2 separate regions of the Homo sapiens genome follow, and region 1 is linked to region 2. Evidence: chromatin loops called from intact Hi-C (ENCODE). Cell type or tissue: mammary epithelial cell. All regions are shown on one strand. Each heading gives the region's core, and the rest is flanking DNA. Links, peaks and the distances in the headings are about the cores only.

Region 1 (16,426 bases), core at 3,893-11,892, 63 kb after region 2:
AAATAGAATATCTAAAGAAATAATGGCCAAAAACTTTAAAAATTTGATTAAAAAGATTAATTTGAAATAAGCTCAAAAGCGCCAAGTAGGGGCCGGGCGCGGTGGCTCAAGCCTGTAATCCCAGCACTTTGGGAGGCTGAGGCGGACAGATCACAAGGTCAGGAGATAGAGACCATCCTGGCTAACACGGTGAAATCCCGTCTCTACTAAAAATACAAAAAAATTAGCCAGGCATGGTGGTGGGTGCCTGTAGTCCCAGCTACTGGGGAGGCTGAGGCAGGAGAATGATGTGAACCTGGGAGGCGGAGCTTGCAGTGAGCCGAGATTGCACCACTGTACTCCAGCCTGGGCGACAGAGCAAGACTCTGTCAAAAAAAAAAAAAAAGCTTCAAGTAGGATAAACACAAACAAATTCACACCTAAACACATCATAATCAAACTGCCAAAAGTCAAAAACAGGTAATCTTGAAAGCAACTCCTCTTATGAGGCCAGTATTAACCTGATATCAAAAGCAGACAAAGATATCTCAAGAAAACTAAAGGCCAATATCCCTTATGAATATAAGAGTCAAAATCTTCAAAAAAAATGCTAGCAAGCTGAATCCAACAATATATAAAAACAATTATGCATCATGGCCAAGAAGGATTTATTAAGGAACACAAGGTTTGTTTGACATCTGAAAATCAATTATATTGATAGAATAAAAAAACAAAAACCATATCTGCCTAGATGCAGAAAAAGCATTTGACTAAATCCAGCAACCTTTCATAATATGAAGAAAAATACACTCAACAAACTTGAAATAGAAGGAAACTTTCTTAACCCGAGGGAGGCTACCTATGAAAAATTCAGAGCTGGTATCACAGTTAACATTTATAGTCTGAGTGTTTTTCCCTCTAAGATCAGGAGCAAGAAAAACATGTCTGTTCTTGTCATTTCAAATCAACATTGTATTGGAGGTTCTAGCCAAGGCAGTTAAGCAAGAAAAAGAAATGAAAGTCATCCAGATCGGAAGAAGTAAAACTACTCTACTGACAGATATTATAATCTTGAATATAGAGAATCCCAAAGAATCAACAAAAAGAGGAAGTGGCCCTCTGTGGCCCTCCACAGGTTTTTGCATCTGCGGATTCAACCAACTATGGGTGGAAACCTGTGGATATGGTGGGCTGACTGTACACATTTTCCATCTGAGTTGGGTTGAATCCATGGATGCGGAACCTGCAGATGTGAAGGGCAAATTGTACTATGTCATTTCATATAAGAGACTTGAGTCTCTATGGATTTTAGAAGTAATGAACAAGTTCACTGATGTTGCAAGATGCAAGATTAATGCAAAGAATCAATCATATTTCTCTTCACTAACAACAAACAACTCAAAAATAAAAATAAAATTTAAAAAACAATTCCATTTAGAATAGCATCCAAAAATACTTAGTAATAGATTTAATGAAATAACTCATACATCAAAACCTACAAGTTTTGTTGAAGGAAATTAAATTAGATCTAAACAAATGAAAAGACATCTCATGCTTTGGATCAGAAGACTTAATGTTGTTAAGATGGGAATACTGCCCAAATTGTTCTACCTATTCAATGCAATCTCAATCAAAATGCCAATTGACATTTTGTAGAAATCGACAAGCTGATTTTAAAATTCTTATGAAAATGCAAGGGATCCAGAAGAGTCAAAATAATCCTGAAAAGGAAGAAAGTTTGGAAACTTGCAGTAATCAAGACATAACAATAAACATCTAGATTAATGGAGTAGAAATGAGAGTTCAGAAATAAACTCTTACATTTATGTTTAGTTGATTTTCTACAAGAGTTCCAAGGGAATTCAATGGTGAAAATAATAATATTTTCAACAAATGGTACTGAGACTATTGGAAATCTTAGAGAAAAGATTGAAGTTGGTTGCCTACTTCATAACTTACACAAAAATGAAATGAAAATGGGCCAAATACCATATACCCAAATGTAATTGTGAAAACTATAAAACTCTTGGAAGAAAACTCCAAAGTAAATCTTCATAAACTTGGGTTAGGGAGTGGTTTCTTAGATAGGACACCACAAGCACAAACAACAAAACAAAAAATAGGTAAACTGGATTTAATTAAAATTAAAAACTATTGTGCTATAAGTGAGAGCATCGAGAATTGAAAAGATAACCCACAGAATGAGAGAAAATATTTGCAAATCTGGGTACGAGGGTTGGGATCCAGGGTGTATAAAGAACCCAAACTAAGAAATAAAGACAAGTAATACAAATTTAAATAGGCCAGAGGATTTGAATAGACATTTCTCCAAAGAAGGTATATAAACTGTCAATACACACAAGAAAATATGTACAATATTACTAGTTACAGGTAAATTAAATCAGAACCACATGAGATACTACTTCATAGGTACCAGGATGGTTGAAATAAAAAAAGACAGATCATGCCAAGTGACAATAAGCATGTAGAGGGAGTGCAACCATCCCAGATCTTTGGTAGGAATTTTAAGGGTACAGCTGCTTTGGAAAACAATTTGGCAGTTTCTAAAAAAAAGTTAGGGATAGAGTTACTGAGTTAACCCAGCATTTCCACTTTACTTCTCACCCAAGAGATGAAAATATGTGTTTACACAAAAACTCATAGACATATGTTCATAGCAACTTTATTCATAATAACCAAAAAGTGGAAACAATACAAGTGCCCATCAATTGATGAATGGATAGACAAAATGGGATGTGTGTGTACAATGGGAGAGTATTTGGCAATAAAAAGGAATGAAGGACTGATATACACTATGACATGGATGAACCTTGAAGTCATTACGCTAAGTGAAAGAAGCCAGCTACAAAAGACCAAATATGATATGATTCCATTCATATAAAATGTCCAGGATAGGCAAATCCACAGAGATGAAAAGTATAGTGATTCCTTAGGGCTGGAGGGAGAGAAAATGTTGGGGTAAATGGGGAGTGACTGCTAATGGGAACTGGGCTTCCTTCTGGGTTGATGAAAATGTTCTAAAATGAGATGGTGGAAATGATTGTACATGTCTGTAAATATACTAAAAAGTCACTGAATTCTACACTTTCAATGAGTGAATTCATAGTATGAGTTATGTCTCAATAACTCTGATTATACATGTGTATTTCATGTATATGTGAAATAATATGTTTACTGGAAAAAATATCTATTAGGAGAAATACCAGCCAAAAGGAGGTTTCTCCAGCTTGAGTCAGCTCAACCACCAATCTAAATTGGATCTTAGTTAAATCTCTTTCCTTCTCTCAGCCTCAGTTTTCTCATCTGCAAAATGGGCCGATGGTAATACCCATTCTTTGGGCCTCACAGAGTTGCTGTGAGGATCGAACTAGGTAATTAGAGTGAAATCAGTGTTCAGAGATGGACAGGGCAGGAAACCAGGAGTTACATTTAAGTGTAGCTTAGTCTGTAGAGAGTGTCAAGGTTAAGAACATAGACTCTAGGGCCAGGCAGCCTATGTTTAAATTCATCTATAGCACTGACTAGCTGTGTGACCTAGAACAAGTGACTTCACCTTTCTCTGTGTAGTTTCTTCTGTAAAAGGGCATCATAGTATTGCTGCCTTCATAGAGCATTATGAGAATAAAATAATTTAATTAAACACATAAGGAAGCTTTTTAAAAAAAGTTTAGTGTACTAAGAGATTGAAGTAAATTCTGAGAATGCACTGCCCAAACTCTGAATACTACAAAAAAAAGAAAGGGAGAATGGAAAGAGGAAGGAAGGTGATGGGGAGAGGATGGAAGGAGGGAAGAAAGAAAGAAGTAAAAAGAGAAAGAAGGAGGGGACGAAAAGGAAAGGAAAAGAAAAGAAAAATGCATTTTCCAGCTGGAAGGCAGAAATGATACAAAGAAAAAAAAGTATTTTCCGGCTAGAATGCAGAAATAATACAAAGAAAAAAATGTATTTTCCAGCTAGAATGCAGAAATTATACATTTTCGAGGGACTGAGAAAGTTACTGCCTCAAATTGCCATCACTGGAGATTATGAAACAAATTACACTGGGCCGTTTAAAATGGTGATTAATAAATACCCTTTATTTATCAGCTGTAGACATTTTGAGTAAAGACAAAAGGAGGAATGTATTTTTTAAATATCTGGAATTATTCCATTTGACCACATTGCTATAAATGATGGTGAGGATTATAAGAAAGAACTAGTCAAACACAGTTTTTTTTTCTGTTTTTTTAAAAAAAACCCCTCTGTTTGACTAGCTATAGAAAATGTCTGAAATGTCTCATGTGATTTTGCACATAAGATTTTTGACAAAATCTTGAGAGACAATTCATTCTTTAAAAACTACTTCTTGAGCATGGAGGTGAGCTCCTGAGAGGTGAGACCGTTGTAGCTTGAGGGGCCCTAAGACTACATCTAGAACGATGGCTCTTGACTCTAACTAGCAGAATAAACTAACAGAAGCCAGTTTAGCATTTCTCCATGTTGTTTGGAATTCAAACATAATGAAATGAATAAAAACTTTTTTTTAATTGTCTTCGGAGAAATTTACATTTTCATATTGAACAGTTCCATCAAGAATCCCATGCGGTTCCTCACATTTCAGGTCTGAGCCTCAGTGTTTAGCCCGTGGGACTTCAGCAAAATGGCCTGTGCTGTGGAGGAACCCACAGTCTCAGCCTGTGCTTTGGAAGAGCTGAAGATCCACTAGGAGAGGCAGGAGGCTGAATGACATAAATGTCAACCAAAGGATTACAGACAAAGCCACAGAGGATCAGATAGGGAGAAAACTAGAAGAGAGAACTAAGAAGAGATCCCAGGAGATGGCAGTTCAGCTGGTCTTTATGGAACAGGCACTGGGGAGAAGTGTTCCTGATACCTGGGCTTGGATGTGGACTCTGGGAAGTCAAAGGCAGGGCCCATGTACTGGAGGTAATTCTGCTTGCCTGGAATGCAGGGACCACAAGAGAAAGTGATGAGAGAGAAGACTGAAAGATAACATGGTATTTAATCATCCCCAAAACTCAAACCACAATCTATGAAATTTAGAATTAGTTCTTTCAGCTCATAGGAGGATACTTTTAAAAGTTTTAATCAGAAAAATATTATAATTGGAGCTATGCTTTAGAAAAAGTAATCTAGTGACTCCCTTTAAAGAACCTTCACTTGGAAAATTTATTTTCTTTTTTGCTTCTGAGAAACTCTTAAGTTTACTCTTTATAGGGAATAGAATCATCTAATTGTTTTCTTTTTCCATTTGTCTCCCAGGATGCTCAGTGCAAATCTGCCATTTGTTTTTACCTGGCTAAATATTATGGCCTTTATAATCTGCAATCAGTTTCTGCTAGTTTCTGATCTTCCACTCTGATATTTATTTTTCCATGATTCTGACTTTTATACTTTATATTTTATCTTTTATTGAATATATTTATCAATATTACCATAAATCCTCAGGCTAAAATGAGGTAGAGTTATAAATAAGCAGCAACATGATATGTATATCTGAATATAGTTTGTGGCAAAGATTGGGCAAGCATGAGTCTGAGTCCAAGACACTAGTGAGGCAGTACCAGCTCCAATTCCAAGCTGGAATCATAGCAACATGAATGAATGGGGGAGTGTGTCTCAGACAATGAAAAGGTCAGCATCCATGAGATTCATACACTTTGTTTATTACTATTTATATGTATTTATTCATTTATTTATGTAAAAAAATAGAGACAAGGTCTCACTGTTGCCCAGGCTGGTCTTGAACTCCTGGGCTCAAGAGATTTTCCCGCCCCAGCCTCCCAAAATGTTGGGATTACAGGAGTGAGCCACTGTGCCCAGCTGAGATTCATACACTTTAGATGTATGATGTGGAGCAGACCAGGGAGTCAAAGGTGATTGATGCCATGGATTAAGCATGAGGTGACTAGGTTTCCTCAAGAGTGATGGCGGCCTTAATACAAATAAAAAACATAGGAAGAAGAAAAGTTTTGCATGTTAAGGCAATGAGGAAGGTTCCAGGAATGATGACCCATAGTTGGACACATACAACACATGGATAGAAATGGAGAAGAGCCATCGAAAGAGAGGCTGAGCTGGAGAAAAAACTTGGAAATCATCTGTAAGGAGTTGGGAATTGAAAGAGAGAGAGAGAGAGAGAGAGAGAGAGAGTGCAAGTAGGTGAGATTTCCAGAAAGAAGAATATATAGAGTGAAAAGAAAATGGCCAAAAATAGGGTCTTGAACAATGCTTGCATTACAGGGTGGGAAGATTGAAAGGAATTAGAATAGATTCCTAAAAGAAGCAGAAAAATGTGGTGCCAGGAAAGCCTAGGTGGAGAAAGTAATTAAGAAGGACATGTGATCATCAATAGGCAAAACTATTGGATTAATTTATTAGAAAAATCAGTGATAACCTTCAAGAAAACTATTTCAATGGACTGGTGGGGCCAAAGCCAATTTCAAGGTGTTAAGAAATGGTTGGATGTTGGGAAAGTAAAGGGCATGAGTATAGACCAGTAGTTCTCAAACACCACCTGCAAGCCTGGGGGCTTTGAGAAATCCAGCCTCTTGGGCCCCACCTCTGGAGACTCTGGTTCAGTGGGTCTGGAAGCAGTTGTCCTGGTGAAGAGGACAGAACCACATGAATCGTCTTGCCTATGCTTGTCTGTGGCTCATGGTGAGCTTGTTGTTTGGATGGTTGGTTGACTGTGTGGTTTGAGGGGAGGTTACTCTCTAACTCCTAAGGGTGGGATAAATTGATTTGGGAAATAGACTGCAAGAGAAAAGTCTCAAATTGGTGTGCAAGGGTGAAAAATAAGGAACAGTGGGGAAAGGAAAACTGGAAGGAAACGAAGCAGAGGAGGGACAAACAAGGAGTGAACAAATATTAATATGACTGAGGACCTGGAGCCATGGCAGGTACTTGAGAGTAATGTAGAGTGTTGGGAGAAAGAGAGAGAGAGAAATACTAAAATCTAGACAGAAGGGTTTGGAGTTGGTACTTCAGAGCCATGATTCTCCAAATGTGGTCCTCAGGCCTCTGCTCCAGACCTATTGAACTGGGGACCCTGGGGCTGGGCCTCAGCAATCTGCATTTTAGTAAGTTCTCCCATTTGGATGCAAGTTTGAGAACCACTGCTTCAGAGAAAAAAAAACCCCAAAAACAAAAAACAAAACAAAACAAAAAAACAGGCCATATATTTTCTTATTAAATGTACAAGCAGCATAGTGAAAATGATGTTTGGAAAAGATTTTCCAATCAGATATCGGGGTTTGCAAAAAGATAAAAATGGATGAAGTTGAAATAACCTAGATTTGAGAGGCTGGAATAGGGTAACAACTAAAGAAATGGATGGAAGAGGCAAATGCAGCATCAGCACAGGGCTTTGGTAACAGGGCACGTGGAAGGAGAGGGAAGAGAGTCTAAGCATTCCTTATTTGCCTGCCCAGAGCAGCCTGTGGTTTTAGTATCAGTCATGATGATCAACTAAGGAAGTTGGGAAAGGTGTGTGCTATGGGAAAAGAAAGCTCAGAGGTTTCTGTTTTGTTTCAAAGTCCAGGTGATGAAGTTGAGAAGGTGTGTCCTGTAGGTCACTGGACATAAAGAGGGACACAGACATAGCAGACCTGGGGCTGACCCTGGAAGGCGGCAGCTGACACAGCTTGAGAGGTAAGATACATATGTAGGTAACCTTGAGTGACAAATGTACTACACCCTCACTACATGTGAGCCACAGTCAATGACCAGCATCTCAGTTGTAGCTGGAGCATGTTGTGTATATGGGTGGGGGGCAGTAAGAGGGAAGAGCAGTAAAAGGCAAATTTTTTTTTTTTTTTTTGAAACAGAGTCTTGCTCTGTCCCTCAGGCTGGAGTGCAGTGGCGTGATCTCGGCTCACTGCAACCTCTGCCTCCCAGGTTCAAGCGATTCTCCTATCGCAGCCTCCTGAGTAGCTGGGATTACAGGCGCACACTACCAAGCCTGGCTAATTTTTTTTTTTTTTGTATTTTTGGTAGAGACGGAGTTTCACTATGTTGGTCAGGCTGTTCTCAAACTCCTTACCTCGTGATCCGGCTGCCTCAGCCTCCCAAAGTGCTGGGATTACAGGTGTGAGCCACTGTGCCTGGCCGAGGCAAATGTTCTTTAGTCATCTAGTTTAAAATGCATATGTGATCTTGCTTTTATTAGAATGAAATACTGTCCATAATAGATCACCTTATAATTTCAAGTAATGATTTACTTTTTTGTTTGTTTTTAATAAACTTCATTTTTTGGGAATAGTTTTACATTTACAGGAAAATTGAGAAAATAGTAGAAAGAGTTCCCAGATATGCCCTCACTCAGTGTTCACTACTATTAACATGTTCTTTTTTTTTTTTTTTTTTTTGAGACAAGTTCACTCTGTTACCCAGGCTGGAACGTCATCACAGTTCACTGTAGCCTGGGTCTCCTGGGCCCAAGAGATTCTCCCACCACAGCCTCCTGAGTAGCTGAGTAGCTGGGACTACAGGTGCATCACCGTGTCCGGTTAACTTTTTTTTTCTTTGGTAGAGATGGGGGGTCTCATTATGTTGCCCAGGCTGGTCTCGAACTCCTAGTCTCAGGCAATTCTCCTGCTTTGTCCTCCCAAAGTGTTGGGATTACAGGTGTGAGCCACTGCACCAGGCCCACATTATATTTGTATGTTACATTTGTTATAATTAACGAACTAATATGGATATACTGTTATTAACTAAAATCCATAGTTTTTTTAGACTTCTTGAGTTTTGTTGTTGTTGTTGTTGTTGTTGTTGCTGTTGTTGTTTTGAGATGGAGTCTCACTCTGTCTCCCAGGCTGGAGTGCAGTGGCGTGATCTTGGCTCACTGCAACCTCCACCTCCCAGGTTCAAGCGATTCTCCTGCCTCAGCCTTCTGAGTAGCTGGGACTACAGGCGCCCGCCACCACGCACGGCTAATTTTTTGTATTTTCAGTGGAGATGGAGTTTCACTGTGTTAGCCAGGATGGTCTCGATCTCCTGACCTCATAATCCGCCCACCTTGCCCTCCCAAAGTGCTGGGATTACAGGTATGAGCCACCATGCCTGGTTTTTACCTGTTTCTGATTTTTATTTTTCCCGTTGCAGGATCTCATCCAGGCTGTATTTACTTGTCCTGTCTCTGTGGGCTCCTCTTGGCTGATAGCTTCCCAGGCTTTCCTTGTTTTTGATGACTTCACTTGGTTTTGAGTTGTTCTGGTCAAGTATTTTGATGTTTTAAAAATATTATAACAACTAACACTTCCTCAGCATTTTATATGTAGTGTCTCTTAACATTCACAGCACAGATACTTTCTGACTGGATAGTATTACCATGATTATGATTTACATAGGTGGGCAGACCAAGGCTCTCTTTTATTTCTCATGACACGTTTAACAATAGAATGCAGGAGAGTTAGGGTAAGAGGTTGAGGACAGAGGCATACATTTTTTCAAAATCCACAGTTAATTTTTTTTTTTTTTTTTTTTTTGAGATGGAGTCTCGCTCTGTCACCAGGCTGGAGTGCAATGGCGCGATCTCAGCTCACAGCAACCTCTGCCTCCTGGGTTCAAGTGGTTCTCCTTCCCCAGCCTCTGGAGTAGCTGGGACTACAGGCATGCGCCACCATGCTCAGCTTATTATTATTATTATTATTATTTTATTATTATTGTATTTTAGTAGAGATAAGTTTTCACCATGTTGGCCAGGATAGTCTTGATCTCCTGACCTCGTGATCCGCTGACCTCAGCCTCCCAAAGTGCTGGGATTACAGGTGTGAGGCGCTGAGCCCAGCTGATAAATTTCTTTATTTCCCGGCACCACTTCCCCCAGTGGCTTCCAGCTACCCGACCCCCCGCCCCCACCACCCTACCCAGGAGGGCAGTTTAATTTTTTCTGAGATGGATTTGCCCCAGGAAAGCTGTTGGATGGTGCGCTTGCTTATCTCATTCCTTTAGAAGGCTGCTACTCCCCTCTCCAAGCAGGACGTTGGAAACACGGGTTGTAACAGTGTGTCACTTTATGGAGACCTGGGAAAACGGGCCAGGTGGCAGCTCCTCAGTGACTGCAGAAAGCAGCTGTCTGAGGATGAAACTTCATCTCGCCTCGACTCCCTCTTATCCAGCCTCTTAGGAGCAGTCACAATTAAGCCAAATGTCTGACCATTTTTTAATCACCAAGCAGATAATAATTCAAAGGACCAGGCCAAAGCAACCTCTCTGAAAAGATCTTATGAAATAATTTCTCTTCGCAAATCCATAAAAATCGCCCAGGACTCCTTATCAATAGGGAGGCTTAAAGGGGGAGCAGAAGTCATTGGATTATGATGTGCTCATTTTAATGAAATTCCTCTCCTGCTGAGATGTTCCCTGCAGATTTTCCATATTTCAGCCTGGGAAAGGTTTGATGCTTTCCTGCTGGTGCCAAGAGTTAATTGAAAACATTTCAGGATAAATTTGGCTTGGGGGCCAACGCTTCCAGCCCATCATTCTTCTTAGCAATAATAGAAGAGTAATACAATTATTAATAGGCATGTTGTATCCTCTTATGGTGCCCGTGGGTTTAGGAACCGTGTCTTTGACGTTCTTTCTAAAACGCCACACAAAACCCTGAAATGCGAGACTAGGAACTTAGAAGAAAAACAAGCTTTTGCTGCTAAATTATATAGTTTGTCTCTTCCTGTTTGGAGTGGATGAATGGTAGTAGATGATTGCTGCTTTTCCTAAAAAGTTCTATTTTCAAATCTAGCATTGGGATTTGAGAAAGATGCACTTATGGATATTAAAAGAAAATGTATGTAAACATTGGCAAAACAATTTACACAACTAAAATCATGTTAAGTTTTAACGTAGTACTCACTGGGGGAATTATTTTGGCATCATCTATCAAAATTGAATTAGCCTTCAATTTTAAATACAGCCTGTTTTACCCTCTACATGCTATTTGACTGTCTCCTGAACTGTATTGAATAACATAGCAAACTAATATTTAGTCATTGTTATGAACGAGAATTCCAATTCTGATTTTCTTTGCTTTTTAATGTGATTTGGAATGTTAACTCTTTTACTAGCACCTTTCCATGTAGTTTGAACACCTATGATTAAATCTTCTCTTGAAACTTAATCTCTCTGGAGTCCTTGTAGAAACGTTAGGATAACGGAGCAAATCAGAAACACATCTCTGTCCTGGGTGTTGCCTCTTAAAGGGAGGAGTTAACACCATCCAACCTTCAGATATGTTCTTCCTCTAGCCAGGAGCACAGGCAAAATGTGTATGAAGGAATGAGTAAGTCACACAGAGCAGTAGCACCGTTTACTTTTTTAGAGCAGTACTTTAAATCTCTAATCTGACATTTAAGTTAATCATTGTGTCATCTTTTTGTTCTCTAAAAATATGTCAGAGTTTCATACATATATATGCACATTTTAGGTGTATGTTTTAATCTCACTGCACACCCATTTTCTACACAGGGAAAACTGAGATGTAACGGTGTTAAGGGAGTGAGTGGCAAGAGCATTTAGCGTTCTCATCTGCCCTTGGTTTCTCGTTTGCTTTCCCTTCTAGGCTGGAGGCTCAGCGAAGGCAGGGATGTGTTCAATCACTGCTTTTTTTCTCCAGTGCCTAAAAGGGTGCTGAACATTCACTGAATAAATGAAAAAAAACAACAACTGCTGACTCTCCCTGACTCTTGCCTTTACTTGGGGAAAAAAACCCAATTAGAAGTAATTTTCTACTTCATTAAACTATAATTGTGTGGTTTTTGTGGAGTTCTCTAATAAGATCATTTTAACTAAGATGCATAATGAGTACTTTGGGGATATTCTCTTAGATGTTAGCTAGAAAGATTACTGCTTCTGTAGTGGGATTTCAGGACTCTCCATAGAACTACACTGCTGTGGTTTGAATGTGTCCCTAAAGTTTATGTGTTGGAAACTTAATCCCCAGTGCAAGCGTTGAGAGGTGGGACCTCAAGAGGTGATTAGGTCACGGGGGTTCTGCTCTCATGGACAAATTAATGCCATTATTGAGGGAGTAAGCTACTTATACAGGAGTGGGATTCTGATAAAAGAATATTTGGTCTCCTTCTCTTTCTCTCTCTCTCTCTCTCTCATGCTTTTTTGCCCTTCTGCCTTCCACAATGAGATGATGAAACACAAAGGCCCTCACCTGATGTGGCCTCTTGATCTTGGACTTCCCAGAACTGTAAGAGATAAAATTCTTTGTTGAAATAAATTATCTAGTCTGTGGTATCCTTTTATAGCAGCAAAAAACAAACTAAGACATACACCAAAAGATGCCTCCACTTCATCAAACAGACTTTGCATGAAATCTCATAATTCCTTCAGCTCTTGTCAGCGTCCCTCAAAGTGTGATCAATAGACTCTCCTAGGGTGCTTGACAAAAACAGATTCTCAAGGCTTGGCCCTCAGAGATTCTGATTCAGTAGGAAGAAGAGTGGAGCCTAGAAATCTGCATTTTGAACAAGCTCCCCAGATAACTTTTATGTATACTAAAGTGTGGGAAATATTGGATTAAAGTTTTGACCCCTGTTGTAATGAATGTGGCCTTAAAAGAAGCTGTTGCCGGCTGGGTGCTGTGGCTCATGCCTGTAATCCCAACACTTTGGGAGGCCCAGGCGGGTGGATCACCTGAGATGGGGAGTTTGAGACCAGCCTGACCAACATAGAGAAACCCCGTCTTTAATAAAATACAAAATTAGCCAGGCGTGGTGGCATATGCCTGTAATCCTAGCTACCCAGGAGGCTGAGGCAGGAAAATCTCTTGAACCCAGGAGGCAGAGGTTGCAGTGAGCCGAGATTGCACCATTGCACTCCAGCCTGGGCAACAAGAGTGAAACTCTGTCTGAAAAAGAAGGAAGGAAGGAAGAAAGGAAGGAAGGGAGGGAGGGAGGGAGCGAGGCAGGGAGGGAAGGAGTTGTCGTATATAATATGGTATTATTATATGATAAGATACTTGCTTTAGGGGGAATGAGCTTTCTTAAAAGCAAAGCCTAACAATAGAGTCCACCAACAGTAGGATTCTCAATAAAGGAAGTCAAAAATGTAACCACAATGCTGTCACCACTCCAAATCCAACTTCTTTTGAAATCCCCTGTATTAGTTGGCTGGGGCGGCTGTTAACGAAGCACCACAAACTGAGTGCTTAAACAACAGAAATTGACTCAGTCCTGGAGGTTAGAACTCCACGTTCAAGGTGTAGACAGAGTTGGTTCCTTCTGAGGGCTGGGAGGAGGCATCTGTTTCATGCCTCTCCACCAGCTTCTGAAAGTTTGCTGGCCATCTTTGGCATTCCTCGGCTTGGCATCACCCTAATCTCTGCCTTCATCGTCACATGTGTTCTTCCTGTGTGCATGTGTTTGTGTGCAAAGTTCCCCCTTTTCAAAGCAAGGTCACCAGTCATATTGGTCCACTCCAGCATGATTTTATTTTAACATAAGTAAGTTACATCCGCAATGACCCTGTTTCTAAATAAGTTCATATTCAGAGGTACTAGAGGTTAGGACTTCAATCTGTGAATTTGGGGAGGAGCATAATTCAACCATAACATCTTGCATCCTCAACAATAGGCACTAGGGACGCTCGAGTTTGGTGCGGGTCATGTTAGGCCAAAGGCAACAAGTCCCCCACTGCAGCTTGGTTGCATAGACATGTCCCAGCAATGGCAGCCACATCAAGTGTAGCATGGACTGTCCCCTACAGTCACAGCCTGAGCTGCTGGATGACAGGCATTGTGGGGAAGTGGAGACAATGGAAGGAAAAACAGAGGCTGAAGCAGAGGAACTAAAAGAGGAAGCTGGAGAAATTGCTGCTGCCAATGACATCCCAAAATTTCTATATCCAGGAGCTTAGGGGCACCATCAATATGGTTGACAGGGGAGACTGGGAAACTTTTCCTGTTTCTTTTTTTTATTTTAAAAATATGTTTAGTTTTCTTGGAGACAGGGTCTTGCTCTGTCACCCAGACTGGAGTGCAATGGTGTGATCAGAGCTCACTGTAGCCTTTAACTTCTAGGCTGAAGCAATCCTCCTGCCTCAGTCTCCTGAGTAACTCGGACTACAGACACTCAGCACCAAGCCCAGCTAACATTTTTATTCTTATTTTTTGTAGAGCCAGAGGTCTCACTGTGTTACCCAGGCTGTTCTAGAACTCCTGGCCTCAAGTAATTCTCCTGCTCTAGCCTTCCAAAGTGCTGAGATTACAGGTGTGAGCCACCACACCTGGCCCTTTTCTTGTTTCTAAGTGTTGACTTAGCCAGGCTGCCATCATTCTCATGTAGCTCATATCAATATTTGGATGGTTGTGGGGGGATTGATACAACTGTGGGGGTGACTGAAGCATGCCTCTCCCCTCACCACACCTTGACTCTGCTATTTGTGGCTGACCAGTGGTGATGATGACGACAATGATAATTATGACATTGTCTCTATAGCATGCAGCATAGTTCCTGGCACACATGAGACACTTAGTGAATATTGGTTGAATGAATAGCTTGAAAGGGCTAAAGCCTCACTTAAGACCAAGCATGTTTGCTTCCTGGGAGAAACATTACAAACAAATTAAAGTCAGATGGCATGTCTGGAATGCATTTACTTGGCAAAAAAGAATCTATTCCAGAAGATTTGGCTTGGCTCTGGGATGTTTTGTATAACCTTAAGTTAGAAATGAATATTTAAAATGAGACTCAGTAAATAAGGCTAAATATAGGACTAACACATACAGACTCTTGGAACTTTATCACTAATGAAAGCTGCCTTTGTCACCCATTCCCAGTGGAAAATGTTTGTATCAGAAGCTGAAGAAGAGATGTTCTCAGGACCCAATACCTTTGAGATGACTCTAATCCTACACTAGGGTCACATAATTTGTGGGTCCACTAATCATAATAGCACCTCACATTTGATTGGGCCTTTCTGGTGCACAGAATGAACTTCATTGTATGCACTCATGAGGTGCACATTTTACCCTCTGCTGAAGGAAGGGCGAAGATCATCATCTCAATTTCGCAACCTTAGTAACCACTACTGTTCACTGACCATCTGCCCCATGTTCCTGCACATGAAGATATAAGTAAGAGCAGTTTGAACTTTCATTCCTGGAATTCTATGGAGTCTCGTCCTTTCCCCAAGCATCTGATGAATTCTCAGAGTATCATTTTTTTTCTAGTCCCCTCTGAATCTAATTTTCTGCTTTTCTTTTTTTTCTTTTGGGAACAGGGCCTCTTTCTGTCACCCAGGCTGGGGTGCAGTAGTGCAATTACAGCTCACTGTAGCCTCAACCTCCCAAGCTCAAGCCATCCTCCCACCTCAGCCTCCCAAGTAGCTGGGACTACAGGCGCACACCACCACATCCAGCTAATTATTTATTTATTTATTTATTTATTTTTGTAGAGACAGGGCCTCGCTGTGTTGTGCAGGTTGATATTGAACTCCTGGACTCAAGCAATTCTCCCATCTTTGCCTCCCAAAGTGCTGGGATTATAAGCATGAGCCACCAGGCCCAGCCATTCTGCTTTTCTTGTACTCTTATTTTCCCTCTGCATTGTGGACCTCTTTATGTCCACTCCAGCACCAGCCCACAGTGAGACAAAACTCTTTGTCTAAGGAACCGCATTCTTCAGTCAGTTACAAAAATCAGGAACATTCAGTAAGGGGTAGTGATGGGTGGTATATTTTTATTAGAGTTCATAGATAATAGCAAAGGATACACATGTAAATTTTATGCAGCAGATAATTTAAAGAGAAGATTAGATAGTCCCCATTGTCTGTAAGTCACCCCAGTCTTCTGTGTCTGGCCATGTTGCTATGTCCTATATTACTCTCCTCTCTCATGCCCTTCTCTTCTCTCTTCTGATTTCTCCACCACAAATTATTGTTTACTTACAAAAAGCACTTGAATTATCTTATTGTGTTCTCCATTCAACCTTTCTATTCTGGAGCCTCCCTCCATGCTGCTATCCAATGACTTATCAAGGTTCTTCCTACACAGTCTATTTTTTCCCTAAAAGGGACTTTGGTTCCACCTGGTAAAATAAGTTTTATTCCTTTCCTTTTATCTCAAATTCTCATGACAATTATGTAAGGTAGATATGTTTAAATACTTCCGTTTTTGCTGTTCTTCACAAAGAAAGCAGTAACATGTATTGTTAATTCCAAGTAAAGATGGATTACAAAAAATATGAATAGCAAAACAGGAAAAACAATTTATAGGATACAATATGGAAATGGTGAAAATGGTAAAAGAAGAAGGCTTAGGAAAAGTTATTGTTTTCTTTAGGAGGAAGATATGAAACTTTCCAACACTTAGACATTGAGAGAAAATAATAGTTAAATATATGGGCTAAGTTTTAAGATAAAACACTAGACAAAGTAGAAGTATAATTTATAACTTCAAATAATTGGGGAAAGGGGG
Region 2 (16,426 bases), core at 2,890-10,889:
GTGTCCATGTGTTCTCATTGTTCAACTCCCACTTATGAGGGAGAACATGCAGTGTTTGGTTTTCTGTTCCTGTGTTAGTTTGCTGAGAATGATGGTTTCCAGGTTCATCCATGTCCCTCCAAAGGACATGAACTGGCTGCATAGTATTCCATGTATATGTGTGCCACCTTTTCTTAATCCAGTCTATCATTGATGGCCGTTTGGGTTGGTTCCAAGTCTTTGCTATTATGAATAGTGCTGCAATACACATATGTGTGCATGTGTCTTTACAGCAGAATGATTTGAAATCCTTTGGGTATATACACAGCAATGGGATTGCTGGGTCAAATGTTATTTCTGGTTCTAGGTCTTTGAGGAATCACCACACTGTCTTCCACAATGGTTGAACTAATTTACGCACCCACCAAAGTGTAAAAGCATTCCTATTTCTCCACATCCTTTCCAGCATCTGTTGTTTACTGACTTTTAACGATCACCATTCTAACTGGTGTGAGATGCTATCTCATTGTGATTTTGATTTGCGTTTTTCTAATGACCAGTGATGATGAGATTTTTTTCATATGTTTGTTGGCCACATAAATGTCTTATTTTGAGAAGTGTCTGTTCATATCCTTCACCCACTTTTTGATGGGGTTGTTTTTTTCTTGTAAATTTGTTTAAGTTCCTTGTAGATTCTGGATATTAGCCCTTTGTCAGATGGATAGATTGCAAAAATTTTCTCCCATTCTGTAGGTTGCCTGTTCACTCTGATAGTTTCTTTTGCTGTGCAGAAGCTCTTTAGTTTAATTCAATCCCATTTGTCAATTTTGGCTTTTGTTGCCATTGCTTTTGGTGTTTTAGTTATGAAGTCTTTGCCCATGCCTAGGTTTTGCCATGGTGTTGCCTAGGTTTTCTTCTAGGACTTTTATGATTCAAGGTCTTACATTTAAGTCTTTGATCCATCTTGAGTTAATTTTTGTATAAGGTATAAGGAAGGGGTCCAGTTTCAGTTTTCTGCATATGGCTAGCCAGTTTTCCCAACACCATTTATTAAATAGGAAATCCTTTCCTCATTGCTTGTTTTTTTGTCAGGTTTGTCAAAGATCAGATGGTTGTAGATGTGTGGTGTTATTGCTGAGGACTCTGTTCTGTTACATTGATCTATATATCTGTTTTGGTACCAGTACCATGCTGTTTTGGTTACTGTAGACTTGTAGTATAGTTTGAAGTCAGGTAGCGTGATGCCTCCAGCTTTGTTCTTTTGCTTAGGATTGTCTTGGCTATACAGGCTCTTTTTTGGTTCCATATGAAATTTAAAGTAGTTTTTTCTAATTCTGTGCAGAAAGTCAATGGTAGCTTGATGGGAATAGCATTGAATCTATAAATTACTTTGGGCAGTATGGTCATTTTCACAATATTGATTCTTTCTATCCACGTGCATGGAATGGTTTTCCATTTGTTTGTGTCCTTTCTTATTTCCTTGAGCAGTGGTTTGTAGTTCTCCTTGAAGAGTTCCTTCTCATCCCTTATAAGTTGGATTCCTAGGTATTTTATTCTCTTTGTAGCAATTGTGAATGGGAGTCCACTCATGATTTGGGTCTCTGTTTGTCTATTATTCGTATATAAGAATGCATATGATTTTTGTACATTGATTTTGTATCCTGAGACTTTGCTGAAGTTGTTTATCAGCTTAAGGAGTTTTGGGGCTGAGATGATGAGGTTTTCTAAATATATAATAATGTCATCTGCAAACACAGAAAATTTGACTTCCTCTCTTCCTATCTGAATACACTTTATTTCTTTCTTTTTCCTGATTGTCTTGGCCAGAACTTCCAATACTCTGTTGAATAGGAGTGGTGAGAGAGGGCATCTTTGTCTTGCGCCCATTTTCAAAGGGAATGCTTCCAGCTTTGGCCATTCAGGATGATATTGGCTGTGGATTTTTCATAAATAGCTCTTATTATTTGGAGATACGTTCCATTAATACCTAGTTTATTGAGTGTTTTTAGCATGAAGGGTGTTGAATTTTATCAAAGGCCTTTTCTGCATCTATTGAGATATTCATGTGTTTTTTGTCATTGGTTCTGTTTATGTGATGGGTTACATTTGTTGATTTGCATATGTTGAACCAACTTTGCATCCCAGGGATGAAGCCGACTTGATCGTGGTGGATAAGCTTTTTGATTTGCTGCTGGATTTGGTTTGCCAGTATTTTATTGAGGATTTTCTCATCGAAGTTCATCATGGATATTGGCCTGAAATTTTCTTTTTCTGTTGTATCTCTGCCAGGTTTTGGTATTGGAATGATGCTGGCCTCATAAAATGAGTTAGGGAGGAGTCCCTCTTTTTCTATTATTTGGAATAGTTTCAGAAGGAATGATTCCAGCTCCTCTTCATAGCTCTGGTAGAATTTGGCTGTGAATCCAACTGGTCCTGGGCTTTTTTTGGTTGGTAGACTATTAATTACTGCCTGAATTTCAGAACTTGTTATTGGTCTGTTCAGGGATTGGACTTTTTCCTGGTTTAGTCTTGGGAGGGTGTCTGTATCCAGGAATTTTCCATTTCTTCTGGATTTTCTAGTTCACTTGCATAGAGGTGTTTATAGTATTCTCTAATGGTAGTGTGTATTTCTGTGGGATCAGTGGTGATATCCCCTTTATCATTTTTTATTGTGTCTATTTGATTCTTCTCTCTTTTCTTCTTTATTAGTCTTGCTAGGAGTCTATCTATTTTGTTAATCTTTTCAAAAAACCAGCTCCTGGATTCATTGATTTTTTAAAGGGTTTTTCGTGTCTCTATCTCTTTCAATTCTGCTCTGATCTTAGTTATTTCTTGTCTTCTGCTAACTTTTGAATTTGCTTGCTCTTGCTTCTCTAGTTCTTTTAATTGTGATGTTAGGGTGTCAATTTTAGATCTTTCCTGCTTTCTCTTGTGGGCATTTAGTGCTATAAATTTCCCTCTACACACTGCTTTAGCTATGTCCCAGAGATTCTGGTATGTTGTGTCTTTGTTCTCGTTGGTTTCAAGTAACTTATTTGTTTCTGCCTTAATTTTGTTATTTACCCAGTAGTCATTCAGGAGCAGGTTGTTCAGTTTCCATGTAGTTGTGCGGTTTTGAGTGAGTTTCTTAATCCTGAGTTCTAATTTGATTGCACTGGGGTCTGAGAGAGTGTTTGTTATGATTTCCATTCTTTTGCATTTGCTGAAGAGTGTTTTACTTCCAATTATGTGGTCAATAAGTGCTATGTGGTGCTGAGAAGAATGTATATTCTGTTGATATGGGGTGGAGAGTTCTGTAGATGTCCATTAGGTCCACCTGGTCCAGAGCTGAGTTTAAGTCCTGAATATCTTTGTTAATTTTCTGTGTCATTGATCTGTCTAATATTGACAATGGGGTGTTAAATTCTCCCACTATTATTGTGTGGGAGTCTAAGTCTCTTTGTAGGTCTCTAAGAACTTACTTTATGAATCAGGGTGCTCCTGTATTGAGTGCATATATATTTAGGATCATTAACTCTTCTTATTGCATTGATCCCTTTACCATTATGTAATGCCCTTCTTGGTCTTTTTTGATCTTTGTTGGTTTAAAGTCTGCTTTACCAGAGACTAGAATTGCAATCCCTGCTTTTTTTTTCTTTTCTTTCTTTCTTTCTTTCTTTTTTTTTTTTTTTTGGTTTCCATTTGCTTGGTAAATTGTCCTCCATTTGTTTGTTTTGAACCTATGTGTGCCTTTGCATGTGAGATGGGTCTACTGAATACAGCACACTGATGGGTCTTGACTCTATCCAGTTTGCCAGTCTGTGCCTTTTAATTGGGGCATTTAGCCGGTTTACATTTAAGGTTAATATTGTTATGTGTGAATTTGATCCTGTCATTATGATGCTAGCTGGTTATTTTGTATTTCAACTTTTATTTTAGCTTCAAGGGGCACATTTGCAGGATTATTAAAGGAATACAGTGTGTGGTGCAGAGGTTTATGGTACAATTGATCCCGTCACCCAGGTAGTGTGCACAGAACCCAATAGGTGGTCTTTAACCCTGGCCTCCTTCCCTACCTCCCTCCCTTATAGTCCCTAGTGTCTACTGTTGCCATTTTTGTGTCCATATGCACCCAGTGTTTAGCTCCCACTTATAAGTGAGAATATGCGGTGTTTGTTTTTCTGTTTCTGCATTAATTTGCTGAAGATAATGACCTCCAGCTGCATCCATGTTGCTGTAAAGGACATGACTTCCTTCTTTTTAGGACTGCATAGTATTCCATGGTATACATCAACCATGTCATCTAATTTTTATATGCTTTAGCTCTGTCACATGTCTCTCCAAAAGTAATGACCACAGAGCCACAAGTGAGGTATTCAAAGAGGACAAGAAACACATTGCTTAATATTTCAAAATTATTACACTGCCATTGATTTTTAAAATGTCTTGTTTGGAATAGCACCTATGTCTCACTATTTAAAACAGCCTTAATTGGGGCATCCCTTTGTTCTTTGACATTGATTTTTGTTAATAAGTCTATCTAATGCTGACCTTCTGGGCCAAATCTGATGGAAAAAGGGAGTGATCAGGATGGGACATAAATCTACTGGTCAGAAAATGGACTAAAAATGGGAAAAGTTATATTTCTTGCATGCCCTGTAAAATTCTTTCTGGTGGCAATTTCATTTAAAAGAGAACACTTATTTAAAACACAACTTATTTTAGTTGCAAACCTCTGCTGTCAAGGAATTGGTAAATATGGAAATACAGAGGTGAAAATATCACAATATGAGAAAAAATATACATGCCCAGTGAACAACAGCTCAGAAAAACCTAAGTTTCATGTGAGCAATATCATACTTATTAATAGATGTATCATTATACATCAAGTACAGGCAATGGCACAAAATATGTGCTCGGTAAATCATTGTTGAATGAATAAATAATAGGAAGCGAACAGTAAGAGAGCAAATTACAATAAATTTTATCTTTTCCTTCCCTTTTAATCAGTTTATTAAACATGACAATTGCCATACATTTCAGGTTTATTTATGCACACGTCTTTGGTCTAAATACAAGCCTGATTTGTTCAGATGTCTAAGGTCAACTCAACATAAACTTAGCTTTGCAAATGCCTACTCTCTGTCCATTTACTGTTAGCCTTGCCACCACATAAGGCCATTGGATGATTAGAGTACTGAGTTCATTTTGTGTCTTTGATTTCTGGTTAGTTCACTGATAACAATTCTGGTAAGTTCCCTTTATGACCAAGGAGGTGCTTTGTTTGGATAAATCATATATATATAAAGGTTTTATAAAATAAATCAATTTTTGAATCTTCCTGTGACCAAATTTAAGAACTTTTCAGGGGTAAAAGAAACATAACTCAGCCGGGTGCGATGGCTCATGCCTGTAATCCCAGCACTTTGGGAGGCCGAGGAAGGCGGATCACAAGGTCAGGAGATCGAGACCACCCTGGCTAACACAGTGAAACCCTGTCTCTACTAAAAATACAAAAAATTAGCTGGGCGTGGTGGTGGGCGCCTGTAGTCCCAGCTACACGGGAGGCTGAGGCAGGAGAATGGCACGAACCCGGGAGGCCGAGCTTGCAGTGAGCCGAGATCCTGCCACTGCACTCCAGCCTGGGCGACAGAGCGACAGTCCTTCTAAAAAAAAAAAAAAAACAACAACAAAAACAGAATCATAACTCACTTGTACCTATGAGACCATAAAACCAAGTTGCTTTAGAAAACTTTGTTTTAATTTGCTTTCTAAAGCAGTCAGCTAGGCTAAAAAAATTCATTTTGTCTTTTCTGCGATACTTTACAAGAACTGTGTGATCATCATTTTACTTTATCCACCATTTTTTGTGCCACCCCTTTGAACTCAGTTTTGTTTAAAGTCAAATATTCAGTGTTTTTTAGAAAATGTTATCATGAATTACCAGCAGGAAGGATTCAATGCAACTATGGTTCTTTTCTTCAAGTAGTGATAGAAATTTCACGAACTTAGCAACACTGAAAATTTGGCCTTACACTTGTAACATTTGCCACGTGATACTTTAAATAATCTTCCAAATGTCAACTGTAATATTATCTCTTCCTGCTAAGACAATGGATGGGCCTAAAATTGGCTAGGAAAAGACAACTGGGTCTATCTAGCGTTCTTGGAGGAAGATGCCAGAAAATCTTGATTAATACCATCACTCCCTCTGGAATTAATTTTTAGTTCTCCCATCAGGTGTGTTGATGGAAAGAGGTCTTACAGTTCTAGTAATTGCCCTGGATTCCTTCGCTGTCCTTCATCAGGACCTCTAATGAAGTCTGAGCTGTAGCCTGGGGTTGATGCCAGACTGGAATGCAGGGAGGCTGAAAGCTGACACCAGTTCAACGGAGCAAAGGGCTCTGTGCTGAGGTTGTCTCCATGACAACCTGGGTATTTTCCTGGTGATGCATTTACACAGCAGGGTTAAAGTTCTGTGAAAGCAACAGCTGTTGTAAAAACAGTATATTAAATATGTTTAGGGCTGTAAAATGTGCATTCTCTGTGGCATTTTATTGGAGGAAATTCTAAACATGCAAAATGTATTTAAAACAATGATGGGATATTTCTTTTGACACATTTATTTTTGTTTTTGAAAGGAAGAGTAAGGAAATATTTAATGGTCTTTCTTTCCTAGCATTTTTTTAAAAAATTATCTTTTCATATCAAAATATCCAGCCTACAGCCCTGACCCTATTGTGTCTGCAATAAGTTACTTGACAGGTAACAGTTTGGGGAAATGAAAACAATATGTTTGCTTCTGTAACCAGAATCATTTGTCATGCTTCTTATTTGATGTTGTTCTTTTCTATTCACCATCTTTTAGTCTTTTATGCTAACTGATTATTCTGACAGGTATTTGAAAAAAGAAACAAAACATTTTTCACACAGTTCAAAAAATATGTTGATGTTTTAATAGAACAATTTTTGTTTCTTTGTTTTTTTTACAAACAAATTTATGCCAGGCATTTTGGTACACTGCACTGATTTGCAAGCGGTAACCTGAACTTAACTCAGAATTCTGTAAATCCATGCATCACCGTGGCATTCTGAATAGAGTGACCAACTATCCCAGTTTGACCTGGACAGAAGATTTTCCTGAGACATAAAAATTTTGCTACTAAAATTGAGAAAGTTCCAGGCAAACCAGGACTTCTCGGTCACTCTAGCATTCAACAAACATTGGCCAGCATCTGTCAATATGCCGGGCTCTATACTAAGGCAGTGAGATCTAAAGTCAACTGGTCATTGCTCTGTTCCCATCGCTTTTGGTAATTTTGTAGAAAAACTGCAGCAGATCGATTCTGGCTCTCTACCTGAGTGTGTACATATCTCTAATAGGAGATAATAGAAGGTGGATGTTAGTTTATGTTAGTTCCTGAAATGTTAAGAAACCAAAGCACTCTCAGGTGAGTGTATGTTTCTGCCCCAGGCTGCCATCTTGGTTGGAATGAAGGGCCATTTTCCAGTGGCCTTCTGATTTTCTCTGCCTCCACACCAGTAGAGGCCAGCATTGGCTTGGGAAGCCCATTCATGTCGTACTTTTCCTTGTAGCGGGAGGTGGAGAGTGCAAGATTTCATCTGTCCTGGTCAAATCAAGACAGACCCAGTAAAATCAATCTTGTGGCATTTTACCCTTGCTTTCTTCTGTCCTGGGTATTGAGCAGAGGAAATTAAAAAAAAAAAAATCTGTGAACTCTCCAGCCACAGAGAATACCTGCTGGGAATATTTTTCTAAATCATATGAAGAAAGATATATTGGCTGCATGGCTATACTATCTAATGTAAGTATCCCTGGGAAGTTCAAGAGCAGCTGACAACATTTTCTCTTTCCTTGAAAGCAAGGTTCATAACATTGGTCTACTTCTATTGTTTATGACTAGAGGAAAGGAAGCACCCATGCCCACCTTTTAGAAACAAATCTCCAAAGTAAAAAATAAGGTAGCCAAAGAGAGGCACACCTTGCATTGTAACCAAGCAGGGTGTCCCAATAGTGGGAGTGGAATCCCCCAGCCAACCATACAAAGCAGAAACCCCACGCCTGAGTATCCATTCATTCATTCATTCACCAGATACGTATTGAGTGCTTACGGCATGTCAGGCTCTGATCTAGGTTCTGAGAAAAGAACAGTGGGGAAAAACAAACAAACAAACAAGCAAACAAGGCAGAGATTCTTGCCCTCAGTGAAGTTTACATTCTACTGAAGGAAAGCAAATTAAAACTCTAGAGTTTGCGTGCATGGGAACACAACACGGAGATTACTATTGTCATGGCCCTTATAGAAGAGATTAAAACTCACCTGTTTTCTTAGCTAAATAAACTTATGTTGACAAGTTGACAGACAGACTGAGCAACTATAGTGCATTGTTAAATGCTGGAATGGAGATTTTACAGGTAAATTGGATCTGATCTGATCTTCTGATTTAATCTTGAAGCTGGTTGAGATGAACTGCTTTTTGAAAGCTAGTTCTGTAGCTAGTCTATGGCCAGAATGACCAGATACCACCTGAGGGCCACAGAGAGCTAGATGATTTTGATGAACTGTAGTTCTTATGGACATATAGTCCCAATGGAGAGCATTCTTGAAACTTGATCCTCATGGTTGTGCTAAGAATAAACTTTTCATGGTAGATATGTTTTCCTTTATTTTAAAGCTTCTGTGTCTTTCACTCGGATATCAGAAGTTGACCTATAATATTCAATTTACCACTCAAATAATTTTTTCAAATATTTTGATAGATTTCCAAAAGATTGATCAGAAACTGGAGCCCATGAACAGTGTTAATTTACATGAATAAACTAATGATCTTGAGGATAAATGACTACATTTAATACCAGTTCTTTCAAATACAAGCTACTATAATGGTTTGTTTATAACATTTGTGTCTCTTGGGCTATGCATCTGAACAAAGATAAGGTATAATTTTAATGAGCACTACATCCCACATTTAATATTGTCAAGGATTTTTAAACAATCTCTTCTGCCCATAGCATGGATAGAGGTGGTAAGATCTTTCTTACTTTAAAACAAAGCTCCACTGTAAAGAGAATTCCATTTTATTTCATAGACAAGAAAGAAAGGTTAAACGTGTTCTTTATGAAATAAAAGAAAGCTGTTTTGAGAAAAGAACAGTTTCATATACTATATTCCTAGCAAGGCTACAGCATAAAATTTGATTCTGTTTAAAAATAAAATCATCTTGGAGGAAAGCCATGGAATTGAGCCTAATAGGCACCTGCCAAAAGATCTTATCTGGAGCCATCTCCTCCCAAGTGGGACATGTTTTTAAGCATCTGAAAAGCCTACATCATTTCTACCTACAGCTAAGAGGGCTAGGGTAAGTAGAGAAGGCTTTGGTCTGTGGATCCTTTTAGAGGCATGGTTTGGGTTTACAATCTACTTTTAGAAGATAGAAATAAGTATTTTTAAAAATGGTTTCTGGATTTTGGAGGGTAAGGATGGAATATGAAGTCCTGGGTTGGAAAACTTATGTCCTAAAACTAGCTGGTTGGACCAGTTTCAATCTGGTGGCTTCTAGAATTGAACCCACTGGGACTATCCAAACAGACTGCCTACACTACAGAATTGAGATGGCTGTGGACCACAAATCAGAAGATGGAGCTTTTCTAACTGGCTTTCTCATTAGATCTTGGGCCAGGTTTCTTTAGGGAAATGATTTAATTCATCTAGGAAACTATTTTCTATGCTGTGAGCTGTGTTCCCTTTCCATCATTTGCTTCTGCAGGACTGGGTGCTTCCACTCCAGAGCCATGCCCCACCTCTGGGACTCTCCCACTACCTGCACTCCCAGCACAGAAAGCAGTCTAAGAGAGAGGCTTCTCTAAGATTAGCAAATCCTTCAAAATCCTAACACATCAGCAGAAGGGGGTGCCATCTGATACCACCTTTCTGATGATAGACACAGTAACTTTCTTAGTGGGGAATCCCAATGATCCCTTAAAAGTGAGCTTGGGAAAGAAAGGTTTAAAAGAAGATACACTATTTTCCTGAAACCTAATTTTTTCTAAATTCTAAACCTTTTCTAAATAGATCAATTTCACCTATGGAGCAGCTTGCTGATTTGAAACATGTACAATTGGCCCATTAATGTCTAATTTGCACAAGAATTTTTGGATGTAAGTTTTCATAAGTTTCCAGAAAGCTACCTTGTAGTATAGCCAGTTTCCCAGAACTTAAACAAATTAGATTAATCATGCTAGAAACTAAATAAAAGTGCCTTGTTGGGGCCTGTTTGGGCAAGCCCTAATATTCTCTCCTGTTGGCCAAGAAGAACAGAGCATCTTGGAGGGCTTAGCTACCACCCACTCTGCACGAGAACAGCGATCGGACTCTGAGCTTCAGGGCATATTACTCTTCCTGGGTTCAAACAGATGCCAGAATCTTGTTCTGTTGCAGGGATAAATAGTCACAGCTTTTGGTAATTTTTATAGGTACTTTTTAATCTATGGAGAAGTGTGATTTTCACACACTGGAGCTCAGGGCAACCAACATTTTCTTTTCTGTTATGATCATTTGGCAGAGCTGTTTTAACTCCTCTTCCTGACTTGCTACGTGTCTTTCCCCACCACCTTTCTGTTCTCATGCTGTGTGATCCACCAGCATCTCTGTATGGTTAGGGGTATTTATAAGCCATGGAGCATGCAGTGACACTTGATTTGTTACTGGTGTTGATTTCTTTCATAGAGCTGCATAAGCTTCTTCCTGCATGTCACAGGGCTGCTGGAGCTAGATGATTTTGATGAACTGTAGTTCTTATGGATATTTAGTCCCAATGGAGAGCATTTTTCAAACTTGATCCTCGTGGTTGTGCTAAGAACAAACTTCTCATGGTAGATATGTTTTTCTTTAAGTCTTCTGTGTCTTTCACTTGGATATCAGAAGTTGACCTATAATGTTCAATTTACCACTCGAATAATTTTTTCAAATATTTTGATAGATTTCCAAAAGATTGATCAGAAACTGGAGCCCATGAACAGTGTTAATTGACATGAATAAACTAATGATCTTGAGGATAAATGACTGCATTTTATACCAGATCTTAGCCCTAGCCATGTGCCACTAATCGGCCTGGCTCCGCAGAGAGCATGGAACTGAGCCTGCTGTTGCACGGAGATCGAGTTTATTCCCAGGCATCGTCACTTGATCCCTCCCATGCTCTCACCAGCATTCAGGAACTGAAAATATTTACTTTGTGTTGATCTGACAAAACCCAGTAAATGGCAAACTTTACAGGGCCCAGAATGCATGCCAAAGGAGCAGAGAGAGGGGGATCCGAATAACCCCTGTTCTGCTTGCATGTGGGGGTTTTCTGAGCTGCAGTGCAATCCCAGAGCCAGTCAAGTCTCAGGTTTCTTTGGCCTCTGAAGCCAGTATTTACTGACCAGGGCTTTGGAACTGAATAAAAGTATGTCAGACCACCCATTTTCATCGCTAAATCTCTTTCTTGGAAATGTAGCTGGAAAAGGTTTTCTGATCATTTCTCTATCTCTAGTAAAGATTGCTCCCTCAATGACTTATTTAACACATTTTTACTGAGCTACCATCATTTTCTAGGCTCTAGTCTAGGTGCTGGGTATTTAACAGAGAGCAAGAGGTATTAGCTTCAAGACAATGAATCAATAAGATGATTTCAGATTGAGATAACTGGTAGAAAAGAAACAACCAGGGGATATGATAGAGAGTAACTAGAGCCTTGTGACCAAGGGTGATTATAGCAGGCTTTTCCGAGATGCTGCTATTTGACTCAAGGCCTAAAGAACAATAGGCAGCCATTCACAAATTGGTAGGTCAGTTTTAAGGCAGAAGGAACAGTAAATATAAAGACCTTGTTGACGGGGCGGGGGGTGGGGGGCAGGAAAGAGCTTCCCATGATCAAGGAGTGGAAAAGAAACTGGAGTTCCAGGGACCAAGTGAATGAAAAAAAATGGTGTAGAAGATACCTTGATCACTACCTCCCTACTGTTTTTTCAGGCTACTGATTTGTACTACCATTGCATTAATGGTTTACTCTTGTCATGACACTATACTGGTTTAAACTGCAGGAACATGCAACTAATGCTTGACATAAGCACATAAAATCCTTGAAGCTAAGCAGAAGCAAAATGAAGTGCCACTAACATGCTCCAAGGACACATTGAAATGGTGCAGCCCAGGAGGCTTGGACACCCCAAAGCATGTGGCCACAGGCAACCCACTCTAAGTTCTAGGAATTGTGTTCTATAGTTCTTGAATCCCAGTCTTACAGAACTCCAAGTCATCAATGGCTGCAATTCTCCAAGTGAGCACAGGGTCAGTGTAAGTGGAGTTGTCAGTGGGCATCAAGCAAGATGGCGGGTGCAGGATTGGAGTTTTCTAGACCTGACTGGGAGTTCTGATTCTGCCCTTTCTCTTTGTGTTCTGGGGAAAGTATCTTACTTTGTTGAGCCTCTGCTTGCTTATCTGTTCAATGGAGATGGTGACACCTAGTTTGTAGTATAGATACTATGAGGATAGTATTTGAAAAAAAATCCCATTATATTCTCATATGATTCTTTGAGTGTAATATCTTCATGTATAACTGGCTGTCACATGTAAGGAAATAGCCCTAGAGAAGCTAGTTAATTCCTCCTGTATTTCTTGAGTCAACCAGTAGAAGATGGTGTTTTAATTGGTTCAAGAGAGCAGTGGCTCTTCCTGTGTCTTAGAAACTTTAAGATATCAGCCAGACTGTGATGCTTCTTTCTCCCTTTAAAGTAGAATTATTTATTAAAAATTAAAGAATGATAATGATGTGTCAGCGTAGGCTCATGAATTGTATCAAATGCAGCACTCTGGTGGGGGATGTGGATAATAGGGGAGGCTGAGAATTTGTAGGGTGGGAGGATATGGAAACTCTCTGTACCTTTCACTCAATGTTGCTGTGGACCTAAAATTGCTTTTTAAAATTTTATTTTAAAATTACAGAATGAATTATTTAATGGCTAAATAAGTAGCAGTATAGAATATAGGAATGTTTTTATAATAAAAATTTGTGGAGATACACTGAGGACCAATGTCTCCTTGTGTGTCTTTTTTACCAATGCACATAGATATCATTACTGTAATTTACAATAATTCTTGTCTCCTTAGAGGACATGCTTCCTCTCCTTTCTTTTTTTTTTTTTTTTTTTGAGACTAAGTCTTGCTCTGTTGTCCAGGCTGGAGTGCAGTGGCGTGATCTAGGCTCACTACAACCTCCACCTCCTGGGTTCAAGCGATTCTCCTGCCTCAGCCTCTCGAGTAGCTGGGATTAGAGGCATGCGCCACCATGCCCAGCTAATTTTTGTATTTTTAGTAGAAATGAGGTTTCGCCATGTTGGCCAGGCTGGTCTCTACTCCTGACCTCAGGTGATTCACCCACCTTGGACTCCCAAAGTGCTGGGATTACAGGCATGAGCCACGGTGTCCTGCCTCCTTTCTCAGTTTTTGAAGGTTGTCTTAGTTGCTCTTGATTTTATTTTTACTCTAATATGTGGATTCTGTGTCCCATGCTACAAAATAAATGTTGCTTGAATTTTCATTAGAATTTTATTAAATTAATAGATTAATTTGAGGATAATTTGCATCTTTAGAATGTTATTTTTTTCCCAAGAACATGATTTTTTTTCCCCATTAATCTAGGTCTTCTTTTATGTGCTTAGTAGAATTTTTAAATTTATCAGTATTTCTCAATAAACTTATTTCTGAGTATTTATGTTTATGTTACCTAGCCTGAGGCCTCAATTATATCTTCTAGCTGGTTGATTACTATGTATATAAATTAATGCTATTAACTTTTTCTGTAAGTTTGTAGTTGCACACCTTACTGAATACACGTATATTAGTACAGCCGGCCCTTCATATCCATGGGCTCTGCATGCATGGATTCAACCAAGCATAAATTAAAAATATTTGAAAAAATAATTGTGTCTGTACTGACCTTGTACAGACTTATTTTTCTTGTCATTATTCCCTAAACAATACAGTATAACCAGTATTAACATAGCATTTACATTGAATTAGGTATTATAAGTAATATACAGATAATTTAAAATATATTGGAGCATGTGCATAAATTATATGCAAATACTACATACACCATTTTATATCAGAGACTTGAGCATCCTCGGATTTTGGTAGCAATGAGGAGTCCTAGAACAAATCTCCCTCAATATCGAGGGATGACTCTGTATAGATCAGATATAAACTGATATATATACTTATATATTGTGTGTATATTGTGTATGTGTATATATAATCTATTAATATATGCGCATATATTGCACTTATGTTAATTACAGTTATATGTAATTAACATATAATTTACAATAATTCTTGTCTCCTTATAGAACATGCTTCCTGTCCTTTCTCGGTTTTTAAAGGTTGTCTTAGTTGTTCTTGATTTTCTTTTTACTCTAATATGTGGATTCTGTGTTCCATGCTACAAAAAAAATGTTGCTTGAATTTTTATTAGAATTTTCTTAAATTAATAGATTAATTTGAGGATGATTCACATCCTTAGAATGTTATTTTCTTCTCCAAGGACTTGATTTTTTCCCCATTAATTTAGGTCTTCTTTTTTGTGCTTAGTAGAATTTTAAATACATATATGTGCATATATGTGTCTTTGTGCATATGTTGTGTGTGTGTGTGTATATAATCTCAGAATCCAGAATGTGTAAATAGCTGATACAAATTAACAAGGAGAAATGTGAAAAATCTGATAGACAATTCAGCAAAGGATAGAAACAGGGAATTCACAAAATAGAAGAACCAAATGACCAATAAATGTATGAAAAATCATTTTACCTTACTGGTAATCCGAGAAATAATATAGTTTTCATATGACAATGTGAAAAAAATATAATTTGGTAACAATAAAATTGATGTACAATATCAGATGCTGGCAAGCATCAGGTAAAGGAGAAGCCTCACACTCCTAAAGGGACTATAAATATGTCCAATCACTTTGGAACACAGTTCCTCAGTATCTGGAATATCTGGTGTCTACCCAATATCCTACATCCATCTAGTAATTCTACTTCTAGGTGTAATCCTTAAGGAAACCCTTGCATCTGTGCACAAGGAGACATATACATAAATGTTGAGTGAGGCATGCTATGTGACAGTAAAATTTGTTAAAAAGTCAAACTCTCATTAATCTGATGGAATACTGCACGGCCAACAAAATGAATGAATTAGTTCCATAAAAATTAACATAGACAATTCTCAAAACATACTGCTAAATAAAAAAGCAAATAACAGAATTTTACATACAGAATGATGCAATTTATATACATTTTAAAAACGCAAAGCAATGCTGCTGTCAGGCAGCACATATACGTGTAGCAACAAGGACTGAAAGAATAACACCAAAGTCACGACAGTGATTGTCTCCATCAGGGAGGGAGGAAAGAAGGAAGGGGAATTAGAGTATAAAACCAAAAGAATAAAAAAGGACTTAAGCTCTAATACAGTATCCTTATTTCTTTCATGGAAATTAACCCAAAGCCCAAATGACAGTATGTTAGCACTTATCATTGCTTATGAATTTTAGTCATACATTTGATTGTTCATTGTATACTAAACCTCTCTGATTTTTTTAACTTCTTTTTTAGATGGAGTCTCACTGTAGGCTGGAGTGCAGGCTGGAGTGCAATGGTGCAGTCATGGCTCACTGCAACCTCTGCCTCCTGGGCTCAGGTGATCCTCCCACCGCAGCCTCCCGAGTAGCTGGGACTACAGGTATGTGCCACCGCACCAGGCTAATTTTTGTATTTTTTGTAGAGCCACTGTCTCACCATGTTGCCCAAGCTAAAACTTTTTCTTTTAAAATGTTTTCTTTGCATTAGCTAAACAGCAGGCTTCCTTCTATGAGGCCTCCCTGGCACCTTTTCACATAGGTCACCTGCCTGACTGTAGACCTCTGAGTTTCACTGCTCCTGCTCTGTGGCATTGCTCTATTTACCTCCTCCTCAGCTCCAATCACTGTCACAAGTGTGCTTTAGTCGCTTTCCCTTTAGTCACCTGTGCTTTAGTCACCTGTCCCACAACCACTGGCACATAGTAGGGACTTGTTTGTTGAATGAATGAATGTTGCGTTGCAAAGCAAGGAGCAATTTGGTGCCTTGGTTCTTCTCTCAGCTCTTCTAACAGCTACCTGTATCAGTTCCCAGCAAACTTTCAGTGTCAAAATGCAAACGTTTCTCTGTTTTCAGAGAGAAATAAAGATAAGGTTATACACTCCACTTTACATTTCACATTACTGCACTTTTCCTGCTCAGGAAAAAGATCTTCTGCAAACCACACCAGGACACCACTCCAACTCACTTGGTTTCCTTGGCCTCTTTTTCCCTGGCCAGGGTCTCCCTCACACTAGAAAAGCCTACTCTGTCTAGCTGGCCCCA

Evidence for each region. Peaks named below come from ENCODE experiments on the same cell type or tissue, not always from the same donor. Only the 100,000 strongest peaks of a DNase experiment are listed, where the experiment ranks them.
Region 1: a loop joins it to region 2, with 5 times the contacts of the local background. A loop is called at or near these places in 2 of 110 quality-filtered maps.

What each region holds. Positions count from the first base shown.
Region 1 is chr9:86,911,310-86,927,735 of GRCh38, forward strand. No RefSeq gene overlaps it. Among named protein-coding and RNA genes, the nearest start is that of GAS1, 28 kb to the right of the region's middle. In mammary epithelial cell, for the core only: no CTCF peak of the experiment used is centred there; a DNase peak (open chromatin) is centred at 7,462.
Region 2 is chr9:86,848,970-86,865,395 of GRCh38, forward strand. No RefSeq gene overlaps it. Among named protein-coding and RNA genes, the nearest start is that of GAS1, 90 kb to the right of the region's middle. In mammary epithelial cell, for the core only: no CTCF peak of the experiment used is centred there; DNase peaks (open chromatin) are centred at 6,362 and 10,282.